2 separate regions of the Homo sapiens genome follow, and region 1 is linked to region 2. A link is an interaction called in ENCODE POLR2A ChIA-PET data of the cell type or tissue named here. Cell type or tissue: HepG2. All regions are shown on one strand.

Evidence for each region. ChIA-PET counts read pairs that join two places held together with the same protein. Peaks named below come from ENCODE experiments on the same cell type or tissue, not always from the same donor. Only the 100,000 strongest peaks of a DNase experiment are listed, where the experiment ranks them.
Region 1: POLR2A ChIA-PET joins it to region 2 with 6 read pairs; 2 of 35 experiments call an interaction of 5 or more read pairs at or near these places.

What each region holds. Positions count from the first base shown.
Region 1 is chr9:125,850,693-125,854,692 of GRCh38, reverse strand. The region is part of intron 2 of PBX3 (PBX homeobox 3); the gene reads right to left. It overlaps LOC124902271 (a long non-coding RNA gene), which reads right to left. Exons shown (of 2, transcript XR_007061778.1): 1 at 3,244-4,000; 2 at 959-1,640. Among named protein-coding and RNA genes, the nearest start is that of PBX3, 110 kb to the right of the region's middle. In HepG2, no CTCF peak of the experiment used is centred here; a DNase peak (open chromatin) is centred at 3,732.
Region 2 is chr9:126,374,193-126,378,192 of GRCh38, reverse strand. All of the region lies in intron 2 of MVB12B (multivesicular body subunit 12B), which reads right to left. Among named protein-coding and RNA genes, the nearest start is that of NRON, 34 kb to the left of the region's middle. RefSeq lists enhancers at 1,001-1,605, 1,606-2,211. In HepG2, no CTCF peak of the experiment used is centred here; DNase peaks (open chromatin) are centred at 1,102, 1,562 and 3,702; H3K4me3 peaks cover 1,115 bases.

The DNA of each region.
Region 1 (4,000 bases), 520 kb after region 2:
AAGAAAGCAATGACATTTTAGTCTCTTGGAAAATCTGAGACAACTGAATTAGCTAAAGCTATCTGAGTAAGATGAATGAAACACATTCATTCACTAAAAATTACAAAGGTGTATTTAGATAACTAGAGAAGAAATGTTAATTTGTACAATTAATGGCCTTTTCACTAACAATTCTGCAAATACAATTTGAAGGGCAATTATTTGGGAAGCAGGGGGTGTCCAATAGATTAAATTTTTTAATATTAAAAATAAATTAGGGCTGCGCATGATGGCACACACCTTGTAATCCCAGCAATTCGAGAGGCAGAGGCAGGAAGATCGCTTGAGCTCAGGAGTTCAAGACCAGCCTGGGAAACATAGCAAAACCCTGTCTCTACAAAAAAAAACACAAAAATCAGCTGGACATGGTGAGGTTCACCTGTAGCCCCAGCTACTAGGGAGGCTGAGGTGGGAGGATCACTTGAGCCTAGGAGGTTGGGGGTGCAGTGAGCCAAGATGACACCACTGCACTCCAGCCTGGGCAACAGCGTGAGACCCTGTCTCAAAACAAAAACAAAAACAAAACAAAAATTAATTAGTTAATTAAAATAGCAGGTCTATATTGGTGCAAAGCTTGGTGCTCTCCAGAGATTCCGATTACAGTGCCATGTTGTGCATGTGTATGTGTATTTGCGTGTTTGTATATATGTATGTGTGTGTGTGTGTGTATACAGCAGCCAATTAATGTTTCTTGTTTAAATAAATGCATATTTTTCATGTCAGTGTCCATTTATTAACTCATATTGGGCATAGCTAAAGTATTTACTCCCTAAAATATAGCTTCAGCTTAAAAACTTTTTACTTGGGTTTTATTTTAAGAATTATTTTTAAATTGTGTTCATGTTAATTCAAGAAACTAATAAGTATTCACTCATAACCATCAAAAATTATTTCTGAAAAACAGCAGGTACACATAAACTCAAATAGTTGCAATCTTTAATAAGGAAACTTAACCCTTTCACCCAGGTGATTCTAAATTTTCAACTTCAATCTGACATTGAAATTTCGTATCATTAAACTTTGCACTTGGATACATTCGAAGATGGATTTTCCTTTCTTTTCCCACCTAAAGTCATCCAAAAGTCTCAATTGTTAGGGGGCCATTTGTGGCATCCCGGGTCAGCTACATTTTGATGTATTCTACAGTATTCTAACAGATGACTGATATTCTTCTTTTTGTAAAAATGATCTCCCAGGCTCTTTTCATAACACCCTTACAAACAGGTATTATCTACATTTTTTATAAAGAGAAAATCAAGTCTCAGAGAAGTCCAGTAAAAAAATGTGTTTTTTACACTAATTTTTGGACTCTGTCCTCTTGGCAACCGTTCCTAGAAAAAGCATCAGAGTAAAAGTATACAATACTTGAGGAAATCATGGCTATATTTTGAGGTAAATCAGTGAGACCTTAATTTGTCAGCATTATTTTTAAGAGTTAGTTTTGCACTTAAAGTAATTCTTAATTCAGGTAAGGAGTACAATTTAAATTCTGAGGTGTGGAAAAAGATGGTTGAAGCATAATACTAACATGGCCAACAGTATAATCTCTGGGTGGGCCAACACATCACATTTTATACAGATACTGACTCCACTGGACAGTCCTGCAAGTTGAGAAAAAGAATGTTTTTAGACACTGAGAGAGAAATGGATTTTAATAAAATGTTGACAAAACACTAAAAATAAAACAATCTACTTGCCTTATACAAAGCTGGAGTATTAAGTATGCATCAAAGGCCTACTTAGTATTGTATGCTAATTAACAACAAAAAAGTCTATTACTATTTGCATTTACAAGTTCCTAGGGCAGTGCAATCCAATCATGCAGTCACTACTAACTGTTGTGTTTAAAAGCAGAAGAAATGTCTCAGAAAAATAACTGGAAAGGTAATATTCTCAGAAAAAGTTATAACAACTATGAATTTAACATTTCCTGGGAAATGTTTCATAACAGAATAAAAACAATGTTATAACTTGACCCAAAACAATTCCACCTTCAATGTTTCCAGAGATTGCCTATTGGCCAACAGTTTATTCAAACACAGAACCAAGCTCTCCTTGATGTGCAATGGTACTAAAGAGAGTACACATTCAGGCTGTTTAGAAACTGGAACCTCATTGCACACTACAGTGCTTATTCCAAATCTGGTCAATTGTTCCGAAAGCCAAATTGCCCAGCTTTAGTACTGATCAGTTAACATGAAGAATGTAATAATTTAGATAACCTCCCACATTAACGGCTTGAATTAAAACAGGTAGTAAGAAGCAACATTTTACTATAAAGGGAAAAAAAGAAATAAGACAATGGCTGGATCTAATAATGGGAAAAGATAACAAAGACCTAGGATTCTAGCATCTGGCACTAAATGAACTTTTTTGTAAACTGAATGGCGGTTTCCAAAACTGCTCCAAGCATCATTCCTTTGCCAAGGCAGTAAACAGCTTTTATCAGCAATAATGATGGCATAATCCCAGCTAAAAAGGAAAGTAACATATGGCAGCAGCCCTCCAAATACCATCCTGACAAAGTAGGGGGCATTTTTATTACAGCGTCCACTTGCAGAAAATCTGCCAGACATCTTTCCCTTTTTTTCTGCTCTTTTTATTTATTTGTTTTTAAACAGGTTATCATCTTCTCCAAACTGAATACCACATTTGGGAATTTTAAACTAATGGTGCCTTTTTCTTAAATCCACTCAGAGACATACACAAAAAGACTGCCACATCTAAGGGAGGCTAATAAAATAAAATGGAGCTGCCTCTTTGTAAAAAAAAAAAAAAAAAAAGCAGCAAAAATTTTTTGAATTCTCTAAACTTCTAAACAAATGCTTTTAATTAAGGAGCATGTATCAGCACCCCAATGACTAATACACAGTGAGCACCCAAGAAATAATTGATTTCATAGTATAATAAAAGTTCTTAAGAAATTCAGGTGAAAAAATAATGCAGACAAAACATTACTTAGTATACAGCTGATAAACAACAAACTACAGTAAACTGCAAAGAAACATATCTATAAATGATCTTAATCTTATTTGATATGTGTTAAAATGTCAGGCTTCATAATATATAGCTCTGATCAAAACAATCACAGTGAAGTATTTTTTAGGCCAACATAGTGTTTATCAACAAACGTGTTAAAAAAGATGCTTCTATAAAATATCTCCTAATGGCCTGTGGGGTGTACTAATGAATCATAAATCCCACCTTGGTTTTCAATGACGGACTTTCTATTTTCATTGATAAGTCAATGGCTGTCTTTTTTACCTAGGCTGTCGATCTTTCTTAATACCTTGGACACAATCTGCGAATGGCAAAGATATAATGTTGATTTAGATTTTAAACATAATCAACAGATTTGGGAAATTCTTTTACTAATTAACACAGCAATTATTGTGTCTCGCACTTTAAGATGCAAACCTTTGTTTACTTAAGGCAAATTTATTAGCTGATAGAGGAACTGATGAAAAAGTAAAAGAATGTTAATATTTTTGACATCTCTACCCATAAGTATTTTTTCAGGCTGAAAAATATATCTAATAGCTCCACTCACTGATGTGCACTATGGTTTACCACAGTGTCTATATTTCTACTGTCAGTTTTACAGTATCTTCCTTCATTAAACCTATCAAGTTTTCCTTTTGATCATGCAACCAAGGCCAGAAGACAGATATCTTCCTGGAACAGAGCAGTCTGCCAAGTCTTTCACAAGACCAGCTTAACCTTCCTATTGATTTTTTCAACACTGCAGCCATTCATTGTTTGTGACATTTGGCTGTCGGCTCTTTAACACCCTTCAACCAAATCAATTTCATATTTTTGTCAATGCTCTGCAAGAGGATGAGTAAAAATAGGAAGAGATTTAGCATGATTTAAAATGTTGATTTTCTCAAACAGTTTTATCTTTAGTTTTTATAAGGCTTACAAACTTAATTCATGTGCTTATTTAGACTTCTGCATAAAA
Region 2 (4,000 bases):
TGCAGAAACTTACAAACTCAGCAGTCAGCCTCAGGTCCCAGCATCAGGAAGCTGGGGTAAGGTGGGGTGTGGGGTGGAGGACCAAATGCTTTGCGTGCAGCATGCGCAACATGGAGTTCAGAGGCAGACTTGAATTTGAGGCCCAATAGCTTAAACCAGTCCTGTCCTCCTCTGCAAAGTGGACATGCTGCCTTTCCCTGCGGGCATCACTGCCGGGGCACAGGAGCCCACGAACATGCAAAGTGCCTGCCTTAGTGCATGAGCACTCCAAAGACAGCGCGAATGTTTCTAAACCAAAAAAGGGGACATCTGCTCTGACAGCGAACCAAGTCTGGAAAGTGATGTCAGGCTACATCAGGATTCAAAAAGTCCTCAGTTGTCCCGGGGCTCTGTGCCAATCTCTGGGAACAAAGCTGGTCTTTCCAAACACAAATGATATACTTGTACGAGGAACATCTGCCCTCCCGCTGCTATCCCACCCTGGACTATAAGCTTCACAAGGACAACGGCAGTGCCTGTTCTGCTTGCCATTTTACCCCCTGTGCCAAGCACAATGCCTGACACGGATGGGCTCCATCAAACCTTGTTGAAAGAATAAATGAACGAGTCAACTCTGCAATCAGGGCAGTGTGAAAAGCCACATACCCTGTCAGCTACCCAAATAAGGTAACGGGAAGTTTTTCAAATGAAATTTCCAGGATTTAATCCATTGAGCTGAGTGAATCCCCTTCAAAATCACCACTCTGAGACACATATCCATTTCAGCACTGAGGCCACCTACTCTTTTGGTTCTCTTGTGTGTTTGCTGCCTTGTTCCCAAGACAACTCGATATGTCTGCTGACTGCAGAACCTTCAGAGTCTGTTACAGGGCCTCGCATACACATGTGCACATGTGCACACATGCACATGCTCTTGCACACTCACACTCACACATTCTCACAACCTCTCTCCTAGCATTTCTTCCCCAGGAGTAGGAGCTGTCTCTGAGGAGGAGCAGGAGGGCCCTAGGGCCAGGCAGTGGCGGAATGTACACATGGTTTATCTCTCTTCCTGCCAGGATTCTTCTAAAACAACAATCAAATGGACAGTGCAGAAGCCTCCACAATGACGAGCAAGAGGGGAGAGGCAGCACAAAGGCCTGGCACTGCAGAAGGCGGAGGGCAAGGGATTTAGCAAGTGTGGGGGAGGGGGCGGGTTGTGACCTAAGGGGCCCGTGGCAGCCGATACTGAGCAGAGCCCCAGGATCCAGAATCACCAGACACCATTGGGGTGGGGGCGGGGGAGCAAGTGCAAGTTTAGGGCTGAATTGGGTAGACTGAAACAAGGTTCATAAACAAAGTGGTTAGACTCCCAGGTGCCCACCCCAGTTTCAGGTGTATCTTCTGCAGAAAGGAACCCAGCACAGCTCAGGACTCTACAAGCCCGGCAGGTGGGGAAGGAGGCTGGAGGTCAGGAGGAGGTGGGGGAGGAGGTGCAACTTCAGAGTGGAAACGAGGGTAATTGAGTAACCAAGCGTACACACTGAATGGCAATGGCAGGCCCCTCCCTGCCACCCGCGCTTACCCTCCTTCTTGCTTCCAGCCGCCTCCCCTGAACACTGGACACTGAGGGCTTTGTCTCTGGAAAGCGCCAGGGTGGACCAGCCCACGATCTGAGCCAGCTCCCTGCTCGTCGCCCCACTGTGTAGCACACCAGCCAGCAGGCCCCCCACCCACAGGGCTCCAGCCCATGAGCTGGTGCCTCCATCTTAAATCCCAACCCACAACAAAGGGTCACCAGGCACTGGGGACAGGCTCAGACATGACAGAAGGGCCCAAAATAGAAAAAAGGGAGCTTGAAGGTAGCAAAGAGAATAGGGGGAAACAGTGCCGGCTCAGGACAGAGAACCCAGTCTGTAATTAAATCCTCAGAGGGATGAGTGAATAGACTGCAAATACCAAACAAGAACAGAGTATTATGAAAACGTTTTTAAAAAGGAACAATTTGAGGACAATATAAAGAGATTAGAAACTGTAAACACTGGAAGAGAAAGCTGAGGAAATCTTCCAGAAGGTAAAGTACAGAGATGAAGAGATCAATTATAGGAATGAAAACTGAAGGGTCAAGACAACATCCAGCTAACAAAAAGTTTCAGAAAGAACTTTTAAAATAAAAACCGGAGGGGAGGGGGAGCCTCTGTGTTAAAGAGGTCCTGAGTGTTTCCACAAAAGTGGATGAAAAAGACCCACCCCAAAACGAAAGAACCGAGAATCCCACCACACTGGGGATAAAGAAACCACCTTAAACACTTGCAGAGAAAAATAACGGGTCACATACAAAGGGACGGGAATCATGTTGCATCAGACTTCCTAACTGCAACATTAGAAACTAAAAGACAAGATAACAATGTCTTCAAAATTCTGAGGAACTCTGGAATTCCACATCTAAGCCCATTATCGATTAAGTGTGAGGGTAGAATAAAGACCTTTGCCGATGTGCAAGGACTTAAAAAGTTTATCTCCCAGGGGCCCTTTCTGAGGAAGCTACTGGAGGATGCATCAGCAGAACCGAGGATTAAATCAATAAAGGGGAAACCATAAACTCCAGGAAACAGAACCCACACAGCACAGCAGCCAGAGGACAGCAGCACGCCCAGGCCCAGACAGGGAAAGGAAGAGACGTCAGGGCAGCAACCTCTGGGGAGGAGGGGATGTGGAGGGGAGAGCATTTAGAACTGTACTTTCTCGTTCGAAAGAAATAGGGATGGGCATGTGACAACTGCCTTAGAGCATTTAGAACAATGAAAACAATGCACCTAAGGCTATTTGACAAAAAAAAAAAAAAAAAAAGAATCAATTTAAAAATTAAAAAGACATTTTAAGAACGTACTGTGAAAATCAATAGGCACCCGGACAACTCCTCAAATGAATGAAACAAGTCTGATTAATTCCAAGAAAAAAATAAAAGGTTGTATGAGAAAGAACACACACTCCTAATATGTTACTTGATTCAGTGGTATTCAATGTCTGCATTGTAATCTATGTAAACACTAAGCATTAATCCACCAAAAATTGTGATACTGCCTAATGGGAGGAGATTATAAGAGAAGAAAATAATCAAGAAATAAGCAATATAATAAAATTACTTAGAAATATGGAGATAAAGTACTAGAGGGAAAAAAATCTTAAAAAGTGGAAAATAAATGCCTCTAGGAAATAAAAAGGTGAAGGTGGGGAGACAGGGCAGGGGCTGCTATATTTTCTTATGAGCACTCTGATTTTTTAAACTGTGCACGCAGGCATCACTTTGTTAAAGTAAAAGCAAATTTTAACTTTGAAAGAGAGCTGGGGAAATATCTCATGGAAGATAGTATGATAATTCGTTATTTCTTTTAGGCAAGCTGCCGCTATTGCTGCCATCAGGGACATGACTAGCAATGCAACATAATCTCACTCCTAGTTAGCTTGTTAGTGTGTTCCCAAGTGGGTGACAATGTCCAAAGCTGCAAGTCCAGCTGATTCCAGCCTTCCCCACAGCTACAGTCCACCAAAACTGAACATGCAGATGGCTGGGGACGGAGCTGCAGCACCCAGGCAGTCCCTGGGATGGTGGCTGCCAGTGCCACAGAATCGACACAAGGCTCTACAAACCTTTCGGGACCTGGCCCCCACCCCTGTCTCACATAGCCCAGGTCTCTGATTGCTTTCTCTAGCTTGAGTTCAGAGGTCACATTCTGGGCCACTGTGCAGCAGTCACAGAGGATGATGTGCGTTCAGGAAGCCCTGAACAGCCCACTGGACAGTGGGACTGACTACCTGAGGCTGGCCTGTAAGGCATGTTCACTGTAAAGAGACCGCTGAGGTTAAATGTAAGCAGCCTCCCTGGTTCAAGGGACTCCCTTAATCCCTGAAAGATCTGGGGGCCGGAGGCCTGGGAGACAGTTACTGTGAAGACCCTAGGGTAGAAATAAAGTTGTCATATTAAAGGGACAGAAAGTGGGGCTCTGTAACTGGAGCCTGG